Linked DNA regions of Homo sapiens: region 1 is linked to region 2. The links are chromatin loops, found by intact Hi-C in ENCODE. Cell type or tissue: natural killer cell. All regions are shown on one strand. Each heading gives the region's core, and the rest is flanking DNA. Links, peaks and the distances in the headings are about the cores only. Region 1 overlaps ADD1 (adducin 1). Region 2 overlaps SH3BP2 (SH3 domain binding protein 2).

Region 1 (11,904 bases), core at 2,234-10,233, 60 kb after region 2:
CTTCTTAGGCTTATTTTTGTGATTTTTAAATGCTTCCTGCCTAGCTCTAAAAAGGAAAACCTGGCACCATCCTCAGAAGTTTCAGAGTTAATGAAGTATCTCATGTCTCAGCCTTTGCGTGTACAGAATAAATACGTTTTTCTCAGTTCACTTACCCATTGTGGTGTTCTCAGTTTATGAGCCCTTGCTATAATTTTCAAAGCTTTCTTTTATCATTTGTCTTTCAGATAAAACAACTGCTTCACAACTAGGAACTTTTAGTTGTTGATTATTAAATTCTGTCAAAACTGCCTGTTTGTTTTTTGTGGTCAGTATTTTAATCTCCCTTATCTACAATCCTGCCAAACTTCCCTACCTTCCCCCTGCTCCAGAAAAATAAAATCCAACTCAAACCTTACTTAGCAAACCACCCTCACAGAGTGAAATTCAGAAAAAAAATTTTGTTTCAATAAAAAGATTTTGAAAGATTTCATCACTTCAACAAAACTATAGTTAAAAAATTAAAATATTATATTAATTGAAGGACAGTAACAGTATAATGAGGGAGCAAAAATAGAGAAAGTAGCTGACATTGCCAGAAGATAAGTCAAATTCTGCTTTTTCCCACATGTAATTGTTCAGGACATGTGGCTCAGAATATGTGAATTAGTATAGTAACTACAGCAGAGTCTCTCTGGGTTGTGTTATTTGCTCAATTGCGAGATAGCATACTTATAAAATTATTTCTAGATTCACTCCTGAAATCTTAACTGCAGTCTGCTTTGTGGAATTTCTTCTTGGAAGAACTTGTTTAAGAGTATGCTGATTGATATTTGTTCATGGGCCATCTGAAGATTCTGGATGTTATTTTATTTTATTTTTTGAGGCAGTCTCCCTCTGTTCCCCAGGCTGGAGTGCAGTAGCACAATCTCGGCTTACTGCACCCTTCGCCTTCCGGGTTCAAGCAATTCTCCTGCCTCAGCCTCTGGAATAGCTGGGACTACAGGCACGCACCATCACACCCAGCTAATTTTTTGTGTGTGTGTATTTTTAGTACAGACGGGGTTTCACCATGTTGGCCAGGCTGGTCTCAAAGTCCTGACCTCAGGTGATCTGTCCGCCTTGGCCTCCCAGAGTGCTGGGATTACAGGCGTCAGCCTCTGTGCCTGGCCTGGAGGTTATTTTAAATCGTTTTTTTTTTTTGGGATGAAAACAAATTTTGTTAAAATTAGTAATACAGAATGATTTTGTGTTCTTTTATCATTCATTCATTTACCAAATATTTATTGAGGCCTGTTCTGTGCTAAATGGTGGGGAGATGGTGCTGAACTACACAGAAGAGCCCCAGTATGCCTGCTAGCTCTTCCCGTGTTTACATTTTGATTTTCTGTGCTGCAATACAGTAGATGAGCTTGGCATTGAGAGTGAGTAGTCTTGGATTTAGGTTTTGAGCCGGCCATTTATTTATTGTGAGACCTCTGAAGCTTAAAACTCTGAGCCAGCACACCTGTAATCCCAATACTTTGGGAAGCCAAGGTGGGTGGATTGCTTGAGCCCAGGAGTTCAAGACCAGCCTGGGAAACTTGGTGAAACCCCATCTCTACAAAAAATATAATAATTATCTGGGCATGGTGGCACGCTCCTGTAGTCCCAAGCTACTTGGGAGGCTGAGATGGGAGGATCACTTGAGCCCGGGGGCAGAGGTTGCAGTGAGCCAACATCACGCCACTGCACTTCAGCCTGGATGACAGAGCAAGACCCAGTCTGAAAAAGAAAGAAAGAAGGAAAACCCACAAAAACACTGAGTCAGTCTTGATCTGCACATGGAGGAATCTTGCAGGGTGGTTGGAATTAACGAGTGTGTGTGAGAACATTGTTCTCTGCAGTGGTCTTTATAGGGTCTTTAGACAATTCGTGGTCACTTTTCTGGATCCCTTGCATTTTCTAGCTGCATTTTCCTCAACTGGGTTTGGGAAAAATTAGGTCTGGAGTTTGGGATGGGGAGCTGTTTTTACTTTACAGGTGAGGTAACTCCATACGTGTTGAAGTTTTATAGGAGTATGAGTGGAACCAACCTCTGATTTTTGGCTCAGTACTGACCCTTGGACTGGAGAGTCCTGTTGTCAGCAACAAGAACACAGTTTAATGAGAAGCAATTAAGAGTGCGGTCTCCAAACCATAGTCTTAATTTCAGATTCTTGCTTCTCCACTTACTGCCTACTAAACCTTAAGCAAGTAACTGGAATATCTCTCATAACATACCATAGGATTAATTAATGCTGTAGTTAAAAGAAAAACAACACCAGCTATGTAATTGTATAAAAGACTTAATAAAATGTGGATGATTTAGGCTGGGAAGCCGTTAACTAACCATTCATCATAAAAGGGAGGAAGCAAGAGGACCCACTTGAGTAGGCTGGGACAAATTGCTGTGGTTCAGTTTTACTTTTTGCTTTTGTTTCTAATTGGAGCTGTTTTGAGACATCCTGATTGTCAGAGAGAATGTGGATTAGAGGGAGGAGGAGGAGCTCTGGAGTCAGGCAGCCCGAGTTCAGACTCCAGCAACCCCATTACTGGCTGCTTAACTGTGTTGTGCCTTATCTGCAGAAAAAATGAGTTAAAACACACATAGTGAGCAGTGATAACTGTAGCTGTGATTATTTGAAAGGGGCCTTTTGAGCAGCTGCTTCTGCAAGAGGACATCCGGAGACACAGGAATAGAAATGATCCGATCAGAGTAATTAAAGGCTTTTAACTGAGCTCTGAGGTCCCAAACAGGGCACACTCCGTCAGCCTAAAGCTGTGAAGAAGAACCTTCAACATAAGGTGGGTGTTCTCTTTTAGGGTGGTGGAGAACTGTGTCATTAGGCTAGTACTGTAAGCAGTGGGGGGTTAGAGCTTAACTACGGTTGTGTTTGGGAGATAGCGCCAGATGTTGGGCTCCCTCCTGCCAGTAGATTACAGGGATTTCCTTTGCATTGGCTGGTGCTGCAGCCTTCCAGTATTGCAGGTTTCCAAGTGTTTGTAATGAATTTCTGGCCAGGGCGTCCATGTCTCTTGGTGCTGGCCAGGGTGTGTGCTGACGGCTGCACTGTTCCCAGCCCTCTGCCTGGATTTAGTCTTCAGTGTCGGAGCCCCCAAGTCTGTTTACAATCTTGTTACTCTTTCCAGCGAACTCTCCACCTTCTGTTTCACTGCGTATTTCCTGACGATGCAGTTTCATTTTGGATGCAGACCTCTTGGAGCCCTTTGTCCCAGGGAAGTTAGATGTCCCTTGTGGCAAATACCCTCCTTCGGGAATAAACAGTCTCATTTGAGCCCCTGCTATGTATGACACACTCCCCCAGGGCCCTTGTACAAACATGAGTTAGAAATGTATTGTCCCTGTATTTCACAGGCCCACAGACCAGTGATGGAGCAAGTATGTACCCAGATAATTTATCCGCATATGATTTGGTCCTGTTTGAAAGTGGCCATGGGAGAGGTGGGAATGGTGTATGTTGACACACAGGAGTCCAGGTGCCAGGCTTGGGGCGTGGGGAACCTTCATAGAGCGGGAAGCATTCGAGTTGGATATTGAGAATGAGTGGGGGCTGAAAGGTTTAGAATAGAGAGAATAGTTAAATTAGGTCATTAAAAATATGTGGAACACCTGCTGGGTGCCAGGTACTGCATGTGAAATCAGACGACGGTTGACTGCGCTCACTCTGCTGTGTTTTCTGTGCTACTCCCTAAAGCTCAGTAGATGTTTATTCACCAGGTGACTGCTGCCTTCCCCAAGCCACCTGGCAGTCACGTTTTACCTCTGAAATCATCTCAGTGAAGCTTTCCTGACAGCCCCTCTCTATGAGTTTCCTAGAGCTGCTGTAACAAAGTGCCACAGACCAGGGGCTTAAACAACAGTAATGTGTCATCTCACAGTTCTGGAGGCTAGAAGTCTAAGATCAGGGTGTGGGCAGGGCTGGTTCCTCCCGAGGCTGTGAGGGAGAATGGGCCCCATCCTAGCTCGGTAGTCGGCAGTCCTTGGCGTTTCTTGGCTTGAGGAAGCACTGCGTCCACCTCTGCCTTCATCTACACTTAGTTCTCCCTGTGCGTGTCTCTTTGTCCGCATTTTCCGTTTTATAAGGACATAAGTCATTTTGGATTAGGTCTGCCTTGTGGACCCCATCTTAACTAATTACATCTGTAGCGACCCTATTTCCAAATAAGGGCATATTCTGAGGAACTGGGGGTTAGGGCTTCAACATGTGAATTTTGGGGAGTGGACACAGTCCAACTCATAATATCCTCTCTCAGTTCTTTCTACCTCCCACTCATGGACACTTTCCCCCTGCTGATATACTGTAAGTGGAGTTCTGTCATGCACTGAGAGAATTTTGTTTGTTATCTCCTGCTCTTCGTATTTTTCAGTCTCTGGTGCCTTGCATGTAAGGTGGAAGGTGTCTCCAGTGCAAATTTATTATGCGCCAGGAGTTAGTAGAAATAAGGGAAGATACTGCAGAGATCACCTCTCTTCTTGGTCTCCTATTGACAATTCCAAAGGCTCTCTGGAGTCGGGTGCCAGGTGGCCAAGGACATTACCAGGGGATACCACTTTCATTATCTCCTTTTTCCCACGGAGCAGTAATTCATTATTAGCTGACAATCAAAGAGCATTAGAAATCTGACAAGATCCTTTGGGTCCTCTAGCAGGCATTTTACACGGAGGCTTTCTTTAATGGCTCTCTTCTTCCTAGTTTCAGCCGTAAGTTTTCATGTTCCAGCTTTAGGGATTCAAAAGTAAATCATGTGAATGCTGGGAATAGTTACCCTTAGCAAAGATGTCTGTGCCAGAAGGGAGATGCCAATAAATAATTGAATCTGTCCAAAAGTTTCAGAATTCCCTCATTATATATTTGAGAGAAGCAAAAATTTGTCTGGTATCTGACCTGAGGTTTAGTTACACATTAATAAAGATGGATCATCCCAGGGCTGCAGTACTTCTGCTAAGAAAGAATATTCCAGCATAACCTTTGTTATTTCCGAGTCAGTAAATAATGTACTAGGTAGAGTGGTGTTTTCTGGGACATTAGAAAAGAGACGTTATTTGGACTAAATAGTGCTGTTCAGTCAGGATTTTCTTCAATGCCATTTAGCAAACCAACTGTCCTTAGTCTGTCCAGCTAGCAAGAATTTGTATAATGCAACAGAGAGTGCTGTTCAGTCAGGATTTTCTTCAATGCCATTTAGCAAACCAACTGTCCTTAGTCTGTCCAGCTAGCAAGAATTTGTATAATGCAACAGAGTACTTTACAGTTTTCACACTTTAAATGTCACAGGAGGGGTTCTTCACTAGGCTTCTGGAACCTAGTCTAGCAAAATTAGAGGAAAGGCCCTAAGGAGATTTATCTCTGTTAAGAGAAAAAGTTAACATTTTCAGGCTAAATAGTTGAATCTACTGAAGATAACAAATAATGTCTACTATTTCAACCCTCCAAAGATTGAAGAGTGTTAGGATTGTCATTTGTGTTTTTTTGTGGGGTAGTTGAATAAAATTGGGCAGCTAAAATTTTCAGTTCCATGTGCCTCCTAAACAAAAAACAAAGTAAGTAGTTTGTGAATTGACTGTAGACAAAATAGAAACTATGCTGCATGCTGTTTTTTTTGTAAACAGATGACATTTTCTTTCTTTTTTTTTTTTTTTGAGCTGGAGTCTCGCTCTGTCACCCAGGTTGGAGTGCAGTGGCATGATCTTGGCTCACTGCAATCTGTGCCTGCCGGGTTCATGCCATTCTCCTGTCTCAGCCTCCCGAGTAGCTGGGACTACAGGTGCGCGCCACCACACCCGGCTAATTTTTTTTTGTATTTTTAGTAGAGATGGGGTTTCACCGTGTTAGCCAGGATGGTCTCGATCTCCTCACCTCGTGATCCACCCTCCTCGGCCTCCCAAAGTGCTGTGATTACAGGCGTGAGCCACCGTGCCTGGCCAACAGATGACATTTTCTAACCAGGCACATGCCATCCAATTTACCTGTCGATCATACCATTGTATAAAGCAGCAGAACTGAAGGGGAAATATGATTGTTAAACACACTGAATTGCTTTTATGTCATTTGAGATAGTTGGTGTAAGTGTCTTGACTTTTTATATTTGGAAACATTAAATAAAAACATAAATTTTTTAAAAAGGGATGTTAAGATAGCTGTTCATCCTGATCTTAGTAGTATCAGTCTGAAAAAGCATGCTGAAATATCTTCATCTGAAGGCCGGCAGAGACCAGCTCATGTAAGGTCTGGAGGTGCTTTCTTCTGAGAGCAAGAAGAATCACGGAGCGTTTCAAACACATACAAAATAGACAGCACGGTGTGATGAGTCCTGCTCTAACCTTCATCCAGTGTCAGTGGTTAGCTCATGGCTAGTCTTATGTAACTTCATTTCCCCTTGCCCCCATATAAGTTTTAGGCACATTTCAGATGTCATTTTATCCAGAAACATTTCTGTATCTAATATAATCCTAGTAATACTACACCTAAAATGTAAAACTAATTTCTTAATACCATCAAAATCTAGCTAGTGTTCAAATTTCTAGTTGTCTCAAATGTCACTTTTAGATTTTTATTTTACAGTTTGTTTCAATCAGGATCCTACTAAGGTCCACATATTAGTTCTCAGATTTTAAGCAGAGGAGTGAGTGACATGATCTGACTTACATTAAAACTCTCTATGGCCAAGTTTTAGAGAATGGATTGTTGTGGGGGTTGTTAAGAGACTGGAAGTAGAGAAACCAATTAGGAGGCCGTTGAGTGTCCAGGAAGTGAGTGATGACAACTTGGATTTGAGTGACATCTGGGGGATGGGAGATGTGGAGGAAGCAGATGTCACTTGGGCAGGCCATACTTATTTGTCACGGTTCATCCAGATTTTTGTTTTCTGTTGTCTGTGTTTATTTGAAAATATTGTTCCCAAAGATTTCATTAATTTAGCTATCAATATATTGTTGATGGTGAAATCTTAAAATGTATTACATAAGTAAAATCAAAGCAACATTATAGAATATTGAGATAGAGAAACATTCATCCATACTTTAATCAACTTACTCAAATTTATTCCAGCTTATTTGCCATTATATCATTTTGCCAGTGTATAATTATGGCATTACATAATAGAATAAGAAATATAGTTTGCCACTTAATATGTTTTATACTCTTTTATCTGTATTATGCTAAAGAGTCTCTGTAGTTACATGATATTGTATTGAGCAGATTTTAATGTTTATGTTACATTTATTTATTTGAGTCAGGGTCTTGCTCTGTCACCCATGCTGGAGTGTAGTGGTGCCATCATGGCTCTCTGCAGCCTTGACCTCCCAGGTCGAGTGATCCTCTCTCCTCGGACTCCTGAGTAGCTGAGACTACAGGCGTGTGCCATCACTCCTGGCTAATTTTTTTGATTTTTTTTGTTGAGATGCAGTCTTTACTATGTAAGCTAGACAGCTTGGAACTCCTGGGCTCAAGTGATCTTCCCACATCAGCTTCTCAAAGTGCTGGGATTACAGGCATGAGCCACCACGCCTGACCTGTTCCTACTTTTAAAATTATTTTATTTTAAATTAGTTTAAATTTATTCTAAGATACTATGAAAAATGTTCCAGAAGTTAGTTTTTTGCATGTTTTTCCCTTTCTCTCTCTTTTTTTAACTTTTTGATTAAATAATATTATTATTATTTTTTAAGACGGAGTCTTACTCTGTTGTTCAGGCTGGAGTGCAGCGGCATGACTCAGCTCACTGCAAACTTTGCCTCCCAGGTTGAAGTAATTCTTGTGCCTCAGCCTCCTGAGTAGCTGAGATTACAGGTGCGTGCCCCCACGCCCCGCTAATTTTTGCATTTTTATTAGAAACAGGGTGTCACCATGTTGCCCAGGCTGGTTTCAATCTCCTGAGCTCAGGCATCCACTTGCCTCGGCCTCCCAAAGTGCCAGGATTACAGACATGTGCCACTGTACCCAGCAAATAATAACTTCTCTGTAGAGATTTTACTTGAAAACTAAGTTGATGAAACCTGCAGTCATAATTGATAAAAATGAAGGACAGGTTTGTACTGCAAAGTAGAATTATGCTTAATCTTGATTACTGGGCTCAGAATGTGTATACTTTCATTTTGATTTACATTTATAGACTTCCTTATTGAAGGAATGGAGCATGTATATACCTGGCCTGCAGTGTTTATCTTATCCCATTCACACAGCAATTTGTAACTAGGGGAAAGTAATACCTGCCTTATCTTAAATATGATGGTTTTACAAAGATTCCTGTCTTTCACTGTCTTCTGGGAACCAGGAAATAGCTATAGTTACCTCTAAAATATACCCTCATATCCTTTTTTACCGATGAAAATGGCTTATAATTGGGACTCATAATGATTTTCTTTGGTCTTTTATTGTTTTTGAAACACGAAGCAGAACATTTTTATTATTGGCTCAGAATGTTCAGCTTTAATTACATCTAATGAGGAAATATTGCCAGATAACTCTTATTGTTTTGTTCTTTGGTCATTCTTTTGGAAGGTTTACAATAAATAGATTGGGTAACCAGAATAAATTAAACAATTTAAAGGATATAAATAGAGAAGAATAAGTTTCAGAGATTCCACTTAGGCTGGGCTCTTGCCTGTAATCCCAGCACTGTGGAAGTCTGAGGCAGGAGGATCACTTGAACCTAGGAGTTTGAGACCAGCCCGGGCAACATAGTGAGACCTCATCTCTACCAAAGAACTAAAAAAAAAATAGCCAGGTGTGGTGATGTGGGCCTGTAGTCTCAGCTATGCAGGAGGCTGAGGCAGTGGGATGGCTTGAGAGCCCACAAGTTCCAGGCTGTAGTGAGCTATGATTGCACCACTGCATTCCAGCCTGGGTGGCAGAATAAGGCTCTGTCTCAAAAACAAAGAGAAAAAAGATTCCACTGAGGTCATTAGTTCGTTTATTCTATGTTGATGTTTAGTCCCCCAATTGTTTTCATGTTTTGCCTTTAAGTTCTCGAAGTAGTGGCTGGGGGCGGTGGCTAACGCCTATAATCCCAGCACTTTGAGAGGCCTAGGCGGGCGGATCACCTGAGGTCAGGAGTTCGAGACCAGCCTGGCCAACATGGTGAAACGCCGTCTCTACTAAAAATACAAAAATTACCCGGGTGTGGTGGCACGTGCCTGTAATCAAAGCTACTCGGGAGGCTGAGGCAGGAGAATCACTTGAACCTGGGAGGCGGAGGTTTCAGTGAGCCGAGATCATGCCACTGCACTCCAGAATGAGCGACAGAGTGAGACTGTCTCAAAAAAAAAAAAAAAGAAAGAAATACTGCCACTTTAAGCATATTTTTATCTTATCTTTACATTTAGAACAGAAATATCAAATTGATCTTTTTCTTAAAAAAAAACACTAATTTCTTCAACTGATTCTTTGGTTATTGGTTCCACAATAAAAATATCTTTTTTGCATAATAAACTCTACTTTATAGGCTTGTTATCCAAAGTGCGGTTCAAGTTCAGCAGCATTGGTATCACTTGGGAATTGATGAGACATGCAGAATTTCAGGCCCCACTCCAGACCTAATGAATCTTAATTTGTGTATTAATTCAATTCCCAGGTGGTTCATATGCACATTTGAAAGCTAACAGGGCGTGGTGGCTCATGCCTGTGATCCCAGCACTTTGGAAGGCCAAGGTGAGAGGATTGCTTGAGGCCAGGAGTTTGAGACCAGCCTCTGCAACTCAGGGATACCCCCATCTCTACAAAATTTTTAAAAAATTCGCCGGGCATGGCGGTGCACGCTGATAGTCCCAGCTGCTTGGGAGGCTTAGGTGGAAGGATCACTTGAGCCTGGGAGGTTGAGGTTGCAGTGAGCTGTGACTGGGCCACTGCCCTCCAGCCTCGGTGGCAGAACAAGACCCTGTTCCCCTCCCCCCGAGAAAAGAATGTAATGTCAGTAGCCATATTCACAGAATTTTAAATTTGAGCCATCTTGGCATGTTAGGTTATTAACAAACTGAGCATCTTGACCTCAAATTGCTGGTACCTGCCATTGTTCTTTTAACCAGAAAGGAGCTGTTAGGGAGGAACATTTACCATTTTGTGAGTTATGTGTGAGTGGCTTCTCTTCTGTTGATCTGTTTGTGGGATCCTTTGCAAAACCACTGCTGGTACCTTATGGGAAAAAAAATCAGAAATCAAATTTCTTTTGGAATAAACTGTGCTGTTCTTAGCAGATCTTGTCTGTGTGGAACAAATCATGTCTGTAAAGAATCACGTGGTCAAAAGTTTAATATTTAGTTCTTTTTGGATTTGTCAGAGGACTTAATTGCTTTGTTAGATTGTTGTCTTGTTCTCCTCTTTGGAACAATGGCTAGGACAAAACACAGCATTGGTTAGTGGGAGGGTGGGAGGTGGTTGATCAGCCATGTGCCTCTGAGGCCACAAAGAAGCCTCACAGGTCATGGTTTCCACTGTCAGTTGGTCATTACATCCTCCTGTTGAAGATTGTGTTTACCAAGCTCATGTGCTCATCATGAAACACTGTTAGACATTGATTTGAAAACAATAATTTCTTTTATTTTGATTCTGTAGGAACCTAGAAAGATTGTACAATGAATGGTGATTCTCGTGCTGCGGTGGTGACCTCACCACCCCCGACCACAGCCCCTCACAAGGAGAGGTACTTCGACCGAGTAGATGAGAACAACCCAGAGTACTTGAGGGAGAGGAACATGGCACCAGACCTTCGCCAGGACTTCAACATGATGGAGCAAAAGAAGAGGGTGTCCATGATTCTGCAAAGCCCTGTGAGAAGAGAAGTCTTTTCTCTGACCAGATGTCATCTTTCCTTTTCTAATACTTCAGGTCTTATGCCCTGTTGTATGAGTGGCATAGTTCATTGATCTTATCACAGGAAATCAGTGCCTTGAGTATACGTATATGGTTGTTGAAAGAATTCAGTTCAGTTCATGTTATCAGACATCATAAATGAAAAATCTTCAGTGTCGTAAAGGATAGGAAGTGTTAATTTCTCCTTTTTACTCTTGTGACTTTTCTAGAGGGTCCTTATATATTGGGGCAATTTTTAAATTACAATTAAAAAAATACCTAGCTTAGGCTGGGTGCGTCGGCTCAAGCTTGTAATCCCAGCACTTTGGGAGGCCGAGGTGGGTGGATCACTTGAGGTCAGAAGTTCGAGACCAGGCTGGCCATCACGGTGAAACCCTGTCTCCATTAAAAATACAAAAATTGGCCAGGCGCGGTGGCTCACGCCTGTAATCCCAGCACTTTGGGAGGCCAACATGGGTGGATCACGAGGTCAGGAGATCGAGACCATCCTGGCTAACACGGTGAAAACCCATCTCTACTAAAAATACAAAAAAAAATTAGCCAGGCGTAGTGGCGGGCGCCTGTAGTCCCAGCAACTCGGGAGGCTGAGGCAGGAGAATGGCGTGAACCCGGGAGGCGGAGCTTGCAGTAAGCCGAGATCATGCCACTGCACTTCAGCCTGGGTGACATAGAGAGACTCCGTCCCAAAAAAAAAAAAAATTAGCCGGGCATAGTGGCGCATGCCTGTAATCCCAGCTACTCGGGCGGCTGAGGCAGGAGAATCACTTGAAACCGGGAGGCGGAGGTTGCAGTGAGCGGAGATTGTGCTACTGCACTCCAGCCTGGGCAACAGAGCGAGACTCTGTCTCAAAAAAAAAAAAAAAAAACCCTAGCTCAGTCTCCTGGGTGTATGGTCAGCCTTAACAGTACCTGCTAATTGATTGATACCTTTAGTTAGAGTCAGCATTTTGAGCCACAGTCATGGCCAACTGAGTGTTTTCCAGATTGCACCTTTAATCAGGTCGTTGTATCTGCGTAGTTTTCTCATGTTGCTGCTGCTGCCTTTGTGTGTGCATCATCCTTTTTTGTCCCTTCT
Region 2 (11,904 bases), core at 2,718-10,717:
CCTTCCTGTCCTGCTGAGCTGGGCCCTGCGGTAGCTTCCTCCCTGTACCCCACATGGCGTGGCCCACCCTGTGTCCCCTGGCCTCCTACCCAGAGCCCTGCCCCCTCCACAGAGGCCAGGGCCCACCCCCACTGTCCTTAAGGTTGGTGGGCTTCCTTCTGAGAGTGGGCCTGGGGTTTCTCCTCTCCTTCTTACCCACCCCAGAGCCAGGCTCAGCAGGAAATGCCTGGTAGGGGCCCTGCCAGGGCCATAAGGCTTTCAGGGCACCCTCAGGTTGTGTTGTAGGGGTGGGCCAGGTGGCCCCAGGCTCTGGGTGACACTAGCCACGCTGGCTGGGTAGCCAAGCGTTGCAGCTCACTCAGCCTCGAGGTCCTAATCGGGAGAACAAAACGAGCAGTTGGCGATGGAGCGGGCACAGAGCTGGCGCACTCAGAACACAGTGGACATTTCCTTGGGGGCTCCCTGCCCCTCCCTTGGTCCAGCAGCCTAGCCCTCCTATCACAAGAGGTGACTGTGGGCAGGGAAGCACCCCCAACCTTCACACCCACTGTGCCCGTGGCCCAGGCGTCCCACGCATCCCAGGAGGGTCTGGTTGGCGGGAGCCCTCTGCTTCTGCTTCCTCTAGATGAGGAAGGTGCCCGGCAGATTTCCTACCTAAGCACACCCCCTGGGCCCGGAGGGTCAGCAGCCAGGCTGGTGTGGGCGTGGGGTGTCCCGGCCACAGCTGATCTGCTCAGTGACTGCTGCTGCCCTTGCCTATCGATGAGGATGCTGGGGCCGGGAGGTCACCCTGGAGGCCCAGGCTGCGCTTGGTGGGTGCAGAGCCCCTGGAGTGCCCCCCTCCTGCAGCCAGGGGTCCCCCGAGATGGAAGAAGTGGGGTGCCTGGGGCTGGCCAGATGGTGTAATTCAGCACATGAGCCCATGAGCTAGGCCCCACGGAGAGTAGGGGTTCCAGCCAGCTGGGGTGTGGACGAGGTCTGTTCATGCTGCAGGAGGCACCTGGTGCCAGTGTCACACTGGGCACTGTTCAGGCACCAAGGACATGGGGGACGGACATGCAGAGATCTCTCCCCACAGAACTGGTGTCAGGGGAGGGGCAGATAGCCAACAGACATGCTGAAAATGCCACAGCGTCGGGGGGTGCCGGGTGGGGGCTGCCTCTCTGAGGAGTGGGGGCCCTGCCGTGGACTGAGCCTGTGTGGGAGAAGGCCCAGGGCCTGCGGATTGGGGTCCAGCCCAGGGGAGTGTGGTCTAGATGAGGGGCCAAGGGGCAAGGGCGGGGCAGAGGAGGTGGAGAGGGTGGCGTTCCAGGTGGAGGGCACTGCTGCTGCCAAGGTGCAGAGAGGGAAGGGGTGTGGCACTGGGAATGTGGCTCTGTCTGTGCCAAGGGCCGCGGGGAGACGCCTGTTCTGGAGGCCAGGCCCGCAGGCAGGAAGGAAAAGCACGGCCGGACGCTGAGCTGGGCGGTTCCTCCCTTCCCTTGACACTAGAGCAAGCCCAGCAGCCAGCTGCCCCACCCCCACTGCTCAAGTGAGGAAACTGAGGCTCAGAGTGGGCCACAGGCCAGGAGGAGGGGATTGAGCCAGGCTTGTTCCCACCAAAGCCTGCACGCTGACCACGGCTCTATTCTGCCTGCCAAGGTCACATGCATAGAGCGGCCCTCTCTGGTGGGAGCCACTGGGTGGGGCAGGACTGCCGCCCCTCTCGGGACCCTGCGGGGCTGGGGCATAGGGTGCCCAGGCTGGCTGCGGTGAGGGACAGTGAAACCCTTCAGGCCAGGAGAGGCGAGGCAGGGTGGGGAGGAGGTGGGCCCCAGCCTTGGGTGGGAGCCAGGAACTTGGGGTGGTGGACCCGGCCCACCCCACACATCAGGACTCTGGAGAATTTTTTCTCAAGTGATTAAAAGGTAGAAACTCGTCAGTGTTTGTGAAGAACTGAAGTGTGAATCCTGAGCCGCCTCTGCTGCTTGTGGTTTGAGACTGGAGAGTGGCTCCAGGCGAGCAGCAGTGCCAGCCGTGGCTTCCCCCAGACCCACCTCGCCTTGCCTCACTTCACTGTCTCCAGCCCCACCTCACCGTCTCCAGCCCCACCTCACCCTCACCACCCTCGGCCTGGAAGCCCGCCCTGGCCTCCTCCCTCCAGCCAGTGTACGGCCCCTGCCTGGCCAGGCCAGAGCTCCGCCTAGGGCAACCCTCTTCCAGGTGTGGAGGCCCCCGGGCAGTCCCGACTCCCATGCCCATCTCAAGAACCTTTCCTGGGGACAGAGACACCAGGCCTGAGAGAGGAAGGCCCAGTGGGGCATCCGGAGATGTGAGAACATTGCAGCTTCCCTCTGAGGACAGAGCTTGAGGGCCAAGCATCCACCAACAGCTTGGCCTTGCTCTCTGAAGCCCAGGTGCCATGCAGGCAGCTGTGCCTACAGGGCCCTTGTCTGCATTTTTCTTAATTCCCTTTGTCCGTTGCACACAGCAGTGGCCTGACCGTCTCTGCCTCCACCCTGCACCGCTCTGTGAAGCCCCTGGGGCCTCTGAGCCCCGAACACACTGCGTCTTCTGGGAACACTGCTGTCTCCAGTGCACCAGCCTTTCTCTGTTTTGCAGCGAGCAGCCTCACGTGCGTGCCCAGGGCTGGCCGGCGGCTTGTCTCACTGGGCAGAGGTCCAGGGGTGTGGAAGGGCCTCAGCTGCGGCCGTGCTGCACTCCAGTTCTTTGAAAACCTCTCTCATTGAGAGTCCAATTAGCGCTAAGTCACAATTTTTTCACTCTGAGCTCTGAAGGATGTACTGGTTACAACCTCGCTGGGGTCTGGCCTCATGTATGGACATGACAGTGAACTCATCTGTTTGTCTGTCTGTCCTTCTCTTGGGTCCTGCCATGGGCCTGGTGCCCATCTGGGCCTTGGAGATTCAGTGGGACTTGGACCCGTGGGGAGTGCCAGGGACACATGGGGTAATGCTGGTGGCAGAACTGTGCCATTGACTTGGAGATTTCAGAGAAGAGGGCAAGGTTCTAGATGGTTCCATCCTCAAAGGATGAGGGAGCGTTTGGTTTCCATGTGGAGGTGACTGCAGGTACCAGGATGGGGCAAGTGCATGACAGGTCCAGTGTCGGGGGCCCAGGGCAGGAAGGGAAAGCAGGCGCCGCACCCCATCCACGTGGACAGGGAACCAACCTCGCTGCTGCGCCGTGGTGAATGTGGCCTGAGACAAGGAAGGGCAGGCCAAAGGGGTGAACGCGAGGCCAGGAGGTGGGGTCAGCAAGCCTGGCGGGTGTGGGTCAGGCATGGCAGGTGAGGCTGGTGGACCCTGTGTGCAGGAGGGTGGGAGGTGGAGAGCCCAGCCTTCAGGAGGCTGTGGGCACCTGCGGAGGCAAGCTCAGCAGTGCCCGCCCAGGTTGGTCACAGCCTTGTGGAGCCTGTCTCTCCCTGACAGGCACGCCCACACTCGGGATCAGACTAAGTGGAGCCTGCAGTTCATCCTGGGGAAGGACTCAGGTGAGTCCCCGTGTGGATTCATTTCCTGGGGCTGCCCTAAGAAAGTTCCACACACGAGGGGCCTGAAAACAACAGAAATTTACTCTCATGATTCTGGAGGCCAGAAGTCCAAAGCTGAGGGGTCTACAGGGCTGTGTTGCCCCGGTGGCTCTGGGGAAGCCCCTTCCTCCCCTCCCAGCTTCTGCTGGTGGCCGGCGATCCTCGGTGCCCTTGGTGTGTGGCCACATCCCTCCAGCCTCTTTTCCATCCTTACATGGTCCTTTCCAGGCATCTTCTCCTACTCCATCTCTTACAGGACAGTTGCCTTGGATTTAGGGCCCACTTGGTCAATCCAGGATGTGCTGCTTAACTTAGTTACATCGAAGACCCTTTTTCCAAATAAGGTCGTGTTCACAGGTTCTGGGGATTAGGATGTGGACAAAGCTTTTGGGGGCCACCTTTCAGCCCACTACAACATGTGGCCCCAGGCAGGGTCCTTCTTTCTAGGGTTCCCTCTCCCTCTATCCCAGTTGGGTAGTGCCCAGTCCGAGTTCCCGGGAATCCTCCCAGTCCTGCATCATGGGACAGCAATCAGAATGGGGCATAGAGGGAAGGGGCTTCTGGCTGGGGAGAGCCTGGGAGGGTCCCAGGGATGGCTGTGGAGCGGACCCAGGCCCCATGGGAGGGGCTCATGCAAAACATCTTATTTTGAGAGCTTGAGATTTTCCCTGGGGGTGCCCGCCTTCCCCCAGGCTCTGTGCCCACCCACCCTCCTAGGGCTCAGTGCCCACCTTCCCCCAGGCTCTGTGCCCACCCACCCTCCTAGGGCTCAGTGCCCACCTTCCCCCAGGCTCTGTGCCCACCCACCCTCCTAGGGCTCAGTGCCCACCTTCCCCCAGGCTCTGTGCCCACCCACCCTCCTAGGGCTCAGTGCCCACCTTCCCCCAGGCTCTGTGCCCACCCACCCTCCTAGGGCTCAGTGCCCGCCTTCCCCCAGGCTCTGTGCCCACCCACCCTCCTAGGGCTCAGTGCCCGCCTTCCCCCAGGCTCTGTGCCCACCCACCCTCCTAGGGCTCAGTGCCCGCCTTCCCCCAGGCTCTGTGCCCACCCACCCTCCTAGGGCTCAGTGCCCGCCTTCCCCCAGGCTCTGTGCCCACCCACCCTCCTAGGGCTCAGTGCCCACCTTCCCCCAGGCTCTGTGCCCACCCACCCTCCTAGGGCTCAGTGCCCGCCTTCCCCCAGGCTCTGTGCCCACCCACTCTCCTAGGGCTCAGTGCCCACCTTCTCCCAGGGTTAGTGCCCTCCCTCCCTCCCTGGGCTCATTACCCACCTTCCCCCAGGTTCAGTGCCCTCCCTCCCTCCTCTGGGCTCAGTGTCCACCTTCCCACAGGCTCAATGCCCTCCCTCTCTCCCCTGGACTCAGTGCCCTCCCTGAGCTCTGCAGACCCTCCTTGGCATGTTCAGCACCTGAGCCTCTCCTGAAGGTGGCAAGCAGGTACCAGGCTGGGTACAGGGTCCCTGGGTGCCAGTCCCCATGCCACTGATCCCTAGCTTCCTCTCTGAACCCCAGAGATGCAGATGGCAACAGGACTGTCCTCTTGGGCTGTGAGCCTTGAGATGAGGCAGGTGCCGTGAGGCAGGAGGTGCCAGGGCAGGGTCAGCTCCGTGGTGGCTGCAGACACCACCCACTGTGCTGGGTGTTTGCCTTACTCCTGAGCGGGCTGAAGGCTCCCAGAACCCAGTGAAAGCTCCCTCCCTCTTCTTTTTCAGGCTGACCCTTGGCCCTCTGCCTGCCCTGCTGGCTGGCTCCCACTCATCCTGGTAAGTGCCCTGTGTCTGGCATGGTGGGAAGTCCCCAAGCCTGGCAGTTTGAGGCACCAGCTCAGGGGCAGGGGAGCAGCTGCAACTTGGGAAGGATGGAGAGGGACACCAGGGCTGCCCATTGAGGCGGCCCCGGCCATGCCCCGCTGCACACACCCCCTGCTTGGATGCAGGCGTGGGGTCATCTCCATGGTTACCGGCACAGGGTAAATGTCAAGGAGTGGCCATGGCTGAGGAGGGGAGAATGGCCTGTGTTTAGGAATATGAACGGCAGTGTCATATGCCGCAGGGATGAAGAGGAATTGAGAGAGCAATTGGAGAAGCTAAGGCCCAGAGAGGAGGGGTCTGCAGAGGTCACCCAGCAGCCCAGGACTCCCAGCTCCAGCTTCCCTCTGGGAAGATAGGGTTGGGGAAGGGGCTGGTGTGGATTTGTCCCCCACCCCCAGGGTCCCCTCACCTGGCCTGCTCCTCTCCTCTGGGCTGGACTCCCCCTGTAGCATCACAGCATTGGACCAGGGCTGTGGGGGGAATGGGCCTGGGCCAGGGTCAGGTGGGTCTTCTGCTTGCTTCTGCCTCTGCCGAGTCTATGAGTGTGGGGCTTTTGGCGGAGCAAGGGCAGGGGCGAGCCTGGCTCCTGCTTCCAGCTCAGGCCTTGTCCGCTCTTGCATTTGCCTGCCCAGTAAGGGGTGGCGTGTTCCTGAGAGCGCCGGCTGCCTCTGGGTTCTTATCTTCATGGGTTGTCATCCCTGAAGCTGTGCGTTGGCCACCTCATTGCCTGTGGATTCCTCCCAACCCTGGGGTGTGCTCACCCCAAGCCCCTTCCTCCCGTGGCTCCCTCACCCCAGCTCCTTCCAGCAAACTTCCTCCTCTATCAAAGCTGGGCCCCTCCTCTGGGAGGCGTTCCCCAGTCCAGAACCCACAGGGCCTGGTCCCTCCTCTGGACCCTGCAGCCCCAACTGTCAGAACTGCCTGCCTCATCGTCCAGGCTGGGCAGTGGCCCAGGGGTTCCTCACCTGCTGTTTGATCTCAACCCTCCTGCAAGGAGGAAAGAGAATGGGAAGAGGCCCCACTCTGTCCGTGCCCTCCTCGCTGCCCTCTGTCTGTCTGCCTGCTGTGGCCAGCCTTCTGCTGAAGGTGTGGTCTGCCCTTGGCCACCTGAGGGGACTGAGGCTGGCACAGGCTGGGGACGCCAGGGTGTCTGTGCCCATGCTAAGGAGGCCCCAGACCTAAAAGCCCAAGCTCCTCACCCTCTAGGAGACAGTGGGGTGTCTGCAGCCCAAACGGGCCCCGAGGGGGACCTTGGCAGCAGGGCTGGGGCTGCAGACACAGCTGGGGAGACGGAGCTCCTTAGCCTGGGAGCTGCCTTTTTTGAGTGACCCGACACCTAGGCTATGGGACAGCTTGGGACCTGCACAGCCGGTTACGGGGCTGGGGTCCAGGGTTTGTTGGGAGGCTGATTTCGGGGGGCCGTGCCCTAGGAAGCCTGGCGGGCAAGATGAGACCCCTGCAGCTTTGTGGCCTGTGCTCTGTGGCCTCTGTCACCCTCAAATCCTGCTGTGAGGGTGGCCCCAGGCCCCAGAAAGCCCCTTTCTCCAGCTGCCTCTGCCCAGGGGTCCTGTCCTCCCTGGGCAAGTTCTGGGAGGAGAGGGAGGGCGCTCAGCAGCCAGTGGCTAGAATCCCCATTCCCTGCTTCCGGGCTCTGGGCCTGGGCAGGGCACTGGGCTTGGTGGGGGCAGAGCAGCCCTGGGAGGGGCCGAATTCTGAGCGGGCCTTGGGGCAGGGGCCGGTGAGTACGGGAGCGTGCTTTGCCACTCAGCCATAATGTACTTTCTAGCAAACCAGATGTTAGCAGAGCTGGTGTGGTTGCGGGGACGTGAAAAGGCTGGGGATAGAGTAGGAATCGAGGAATGCCAGAGCCCAGGCCTAGTCCCTCAGTCCCTTGGTGTCAAAGGGCACAGAGATGGCCACCTTGAAATTCATAGAACCGGGTGCAAGACATAACAGCCCTCTGTGTGGCCTCAGATGGCAGAGCAGGGTGGCAGCAGCTGCCCTGGCAGGAAGAGCATGCTGGTAAGGTGACACCATCCCTGTGTGTGTTGTAAATGCTGCTCTGTGCTGGGCCTGACACCCAGGGTGCAGGTTGTTTCATGGTTTGCTAGGGAGAAGCCGAGTATTCAGAGGTGGCCCTGCGGGGAGGCAGCAGGGAGCTTCCTCCCAGGGATGCAGCTGACCTTGCGCTGGAGCCAGAGAGCCCTGGCCTCTGACCACAGGATGGGAGGGCAGGAGCAGTGGAAGGTAGGAGTTAAAACCCGGATGGTGGATGAGGGGCAGCCCTGGGCCCCAGGCAGCTTTCAGGACCTCACAGGGTAGAAGGCAGGAAGTGCCGGCTACTTGGTGCTGCCCAGGGAGCAGGGAACAGGAAGTCCCGGGTGGGGAGGAAGCACCGGCGGCCACAGGCCTCAGAAGCAGCAGGAGTGAGCTGTGGGCACAGCTGTGGGGCAGCCAGGCGCGTCAGGCCTCACATGTCTGGGAGATGTAGGCTGCCTGGGCTGGTGGCCCCTGAGCCGCATGGCCTCCCTGGGCCCCAGGACACCGGCCCCGAGCAGGTCACGAGGACGGAGGGCCATGTGTTGGGTCAGCACCATCAGGTCAGTGGGGCGGCCCCAGGACTGGGGCTCGGGAGGCGGCACTGGTCTAGCACCTGAAGAACCAGTAAGGGGGCCCCACGTGGGAGCCACAGCCTTCCTCGGGGCTGGCCGTGGGAGCCCACAGGAGGTGGCCCTGAGCCTGCAAAAGGCAACAGGCTCTGAGGAGAGTGGCCTCTGTCTGCCTTGAGAGGCCCCCGAGCTGGCAGGCACAGGGGGAGGCCAGAGAGGGAATGTGATACTTAGAACCCCCCCCACCCCCCCATCACATGCGGCCGACAGGGAGGCGGGGGCCAGCCTGCTGGGGTGGGGCCCAGGTCCGGGAACTTCTCATGATACAGCCTGCAGGGTGGCCTTGGTGTTTGGGTCCTAAGTACACACGTTGTGTATGTGAGTGTGTGTTTCTGTTGTGGGGGGGTAACGGAGAGAGCTGTACAAGGTCCCTGCTGCCCACCTGGGGAGTGCCATGCTCTGAAACCTGCAATGTGGAGGACCCGCAGGGACCTCAGGGACTGCCGGGCTGGGGCTGTGCTCGCAGAGCCCAGGCTGGGCCACCCTGCCCCTGGCCAGCAGTGCTTCTCTGGCATAGCTGGTTACTGGGCCTTTACGGGAGAATTTTGGTTTTGATTATGTTAACAGAGAAAGATTCTGGGAACAGGAAGGAAACAAGGGAAACCGAAAAGGAAGAGCAGACAGCTGTGGGGAGGCAGGGCAGCCAGGGCTCCAAGGTGGAAGCCGCCCCATCTGCACATCCCACGCCCACCACCGGCCACCCACTGTGCGCCAAGCTGGGCCGTGGCTGTGCTGGGCCGGGGGTGGTGCGTGAGCCACCATTTACTGGCTGTGTGACTTTGGCCAAGTTTCTTCGTCAGTGACTTGGGGAGGACTCTGGTTTGAAGCTCAAGGTGTTGGATGATGGGGCGATCACTGAGAAGCACAGAGCTTGGCCCACAGGGAGTGCCCAGTGCGCTCGGCACAAGGCCTGATCCTCTCCCAGCCTCTATACCCAAGTCTGTAAAATAGAAGTAAAGTATTGAGCTCAGGTGGACCCTGGTCGATTTAGTGAGCTGTGAGGTACAGCTTGGCACTGGGCCCTGGCAGGGCTGGGAGTGGTGGTGATGATTCTGTGCTCAGGCTTCAGGACACGGAGACACAGAAGACCGCACTTGACAGGTCTTGTTGGTCGTTGGAGGCTGTGTGTGTGTGAATGAGTGCTTGCATATGCATGAGTGAGTGTGATGAATGTGTATATCAGTATACATATGGGTGTGAGTGTGCACGTATGAGTAGACATGAGTGCATGAGTGTGTATGAGAACATGAGAGCGAGTGGGCATGCGGGAGAATGAGTGTGTATATATGTGTTAGTGTGGATGGTGTGAGTGTTAACTGTACATGCATGAGTGTGACAGGATGCGCATATATGAGCGTGTGAATAAAGTGCACAGGGTGACCTGGTATCTTCTCCCTTTGGGCTGGATCCCCAGCCCCAACTTGCCCTGTGGCTCCCACAAATGGGGCCAACCTGATCACCACTAACAGTAAGTCCTTGACCCTGTGGTCACATGAGGTGCTGGCTCCCTTACCACAGCCAGGATGATCCTGCAGGAGCCCAGCCTCCCAGAGCCCCCACCCTGCTCCTATGCAGGGGCTCACGCCTGTGTGCATGCGAGCTGTGCAGCTCATGTGCACGTCCTGTGTGAGTGCACCACCTGTGACATTAACTGGGTGTGCAGAGACACAGCGCACATGAGGGCCTGCACAGGCCATGACCACACACGCCACAGGGCTCATGGGGCCCCAGGGTGGTGGGAGCCACAGAGCCTGCATTAAATGGAACCCGATGGGGTGTCTCTGTGGGACTGAGCACTTTTCACCTGACTGCTCTGCCCCCCACCGCAGCAGCCTCAGGCCTTGGGGTCACCTGAACCAATTGCAACTTTGAGAGAAGGTAGGGAGATGAGCACAGAAACAGAGACCTGGAGAGTGTATCCCAGGTGCCCCGTCTTCCCTAATGTGCATGTGCACACACACACACACACGCACACACGCACAAGTGTACAGGCTCAAATGCAAATCTCCACGTGTGCACACATGCAAAGATCACATACTTTCTGGAAGGGCTCATGGAGCCCAGCAGCCACCACCAGCTTTGGCCGCCCAACGCTGGCCCATGTGTCTCCAGAGCCCTGCCCCAGAGAGCAGCTGCAGAGGTGTCAGGGGACTCTGAGAGTGGACTCCTCCATACCCACTTTACACTGGAGGAGGTGGGGGCTCAGGGGAAGGAGGGGCCCCAGGAAGGATGTGAACCCAGATCTTCAGCACTCTCCCTCACAGCTCCTGCCCATGTTAACTCAGCCGACACCGCAGCAGCATGGTGACAGGTCCCCCCAGGGTGTCTGCCTCTACAGAGGAAGGGACTGAAGCACCCAGAGAGCTGGCAGGTAGGCCTGTGGAGTCCCCTGGAATGAATGAATGGAATTTAACCATCAGGTCCCTGGAAGAGGGGCTGGGCACTGAGAAGCACAGCCAGGGAGGCCTGGCCAGCTAGGAGTGTGGGTGCTCCTTGGGGATGCCCCCTGGTTTTCCCGAGCACAAGTGGGGCCAGATTCTGTGAGCTGGGCTGAACTTCCCCAAGAGCAGCATGGTCACCACGGCCTCCATGGCCCATCATCACCCTCAGCCTCAGCCGACCTTTCCCCTTTCTGCTCTCAGCCTGGCCTGGCACTGGGCTCCTGGCCAGGTATCACCCCCTGGCACAGGGCAGGGCCAGGTGGGGCAGAGGATAGTAAGGTGGCAGGGGTGGGTTTCCCCTTGAATGGCCCCTCCTCTGGAGAGGGGCTGTGGGTGTCAGCGTCTGTCCCTGAAGCGAGGAATTCCCAGGGGAGGTGAGGGTGCCACATGACCTGCCCTTGTCATGACCTGTCCCCCTGCCCAGGGTCAGCTGATGATCACCTAAGAGCCTTCATCCTGCCCACAGCGGGACAGCAGCCAGGCAGGAACGAGCCCCTCACAGGCCTGCCCCTATCTGGCCACTGAGCTGGACCCATGTAGGACTGTAACCTGTCCCTGTAACTCTTCCTGCTGAGCCTTGTCCAGGTGTGGAGCCAGGAGGAGGTGGTGGGTTCCATCTGTCCTCACAGTGGCTCCTCCCACTTTGACACACAGGCCAGGTCTTATAGCTTTTGGGTGGCGGGGGCACAGTGGGGTGTGATGCCCCAGGGTAGGGGCTCTGTTTCAGCTTCCTGTGCCTTCCAGGCAACTTGCAGTCCCTGTCACCCACAGGGTGAACATTCCATCCTTCTTTTGGGGCTACCTGGGTGTCCCCCCTGGGCTGGGTCTGAGCTGGTGAGGATGGGAGACAATGACCAACTAGTGTGGTCAGTGTTAGGGGCAGAGAAGGCTATGCTAGCCCCAAGGGAGGGACACAGGACTCCAGAGAGGTTATGGGAGACTGCCTGGAAAAGGGAACGCTTGAACTAACTCTTCCTTTCATTTTTGGATTGTTGCTAGTATATAGAAATAGAATTGATTTTTGTATGTTGATCTTATATCCTGCCACCTTGCTGCTCATTTATTCTAATAATTTTTTTTTTTTGAGATGAAGTCTCATTCTTGTTCCCCAGGCTGGAGTGCAATGGCGCAATCTCGGCTCACTGCTACCTCCACCTCCCGGGTTCAAGCGATTCTCCTGCCTCAGCCTCCCAAATAGCTGGGATTACAGGTGCCTGCCACCTGGTATTTTTAGTAGAAATGGGGGTTTCACCATGTTGGCCACGCTGGTCTCGAACTCCTGACCTCAGGTGATCTGCCCGCCTCAGCCTCCCAAAGTGCTGGGATTACAGGCGTGAGCCACTGCGCATGGCTATTCTAATAATTTTTAAGTGGATTCCTTGGGATTTTCTGTATGTAAAATAATCTAATCAGTGAATAATTGTTCTTTCTTTCCATTCTGGATACCTTTTAT

Evidence for each region. A loop is a pair of places that touch in the nucleus more often than their neighbours do. Peaks named below come from ENCODE experiments on the same cell type or tissue, not always from the same donor. Only the 100,000 strongest peaks of a DNase experiment are listed, where the experiment ranks them.
Region 1: a loop joins it to region 2, with 2.2 times the contacts of the local background. A loop is called at or near these places in 3 of 110 quality-filtered maps.

What each region holds. Positions count from the first base shown.
Region 1 is chr4:2,865,325-2,877,228 of GRCh38, forward strand. ADD1 (adducin 1) reads left to right here. Exons shown (of 16, transcript NM_001354761.2): 2 at 10,572-10,786. The coding sequence starts at 10,592. Among named protein-coding and RNA genes, the nearest start is that of ADD1, 27 kb to the left of the region's middle. RefSeq lists enhancers at 9,292-9,819, 9,820-10,345. In natural killer cell, for the core only: no CTCF peak of the experiment used is centred there; a DNase peak (open chromatin) is centred at 6,797; H3K27ac peaks cover 626 bases.
Region 2 is chr4:2,804,537-2,816,440 of GRCh38, forward strand. All of the region lies in intron 1 of SH3BP2 (SH3 domain binding protein 2), which reads left to right. Among named protein-coding and RNA genes, the nearest start is that of SH3BP2, 17 kb to the left of the region's middle. RefSeq lists enhancers at 7,340-8,424, 7,609-7,848, 8,799-8,898 and a silencer at 9,609-9,658. In natural killer cell, for the core only: no CTCF peak of the experiment used is centred there; DNase peaks (open chromatin) are centred at 7,385, 7,715, 8,245, 10,285 and 3 weaker places; H3K4me3 peaks cover 3,583 bases; H3K27ac peaks cover 3,851 bases.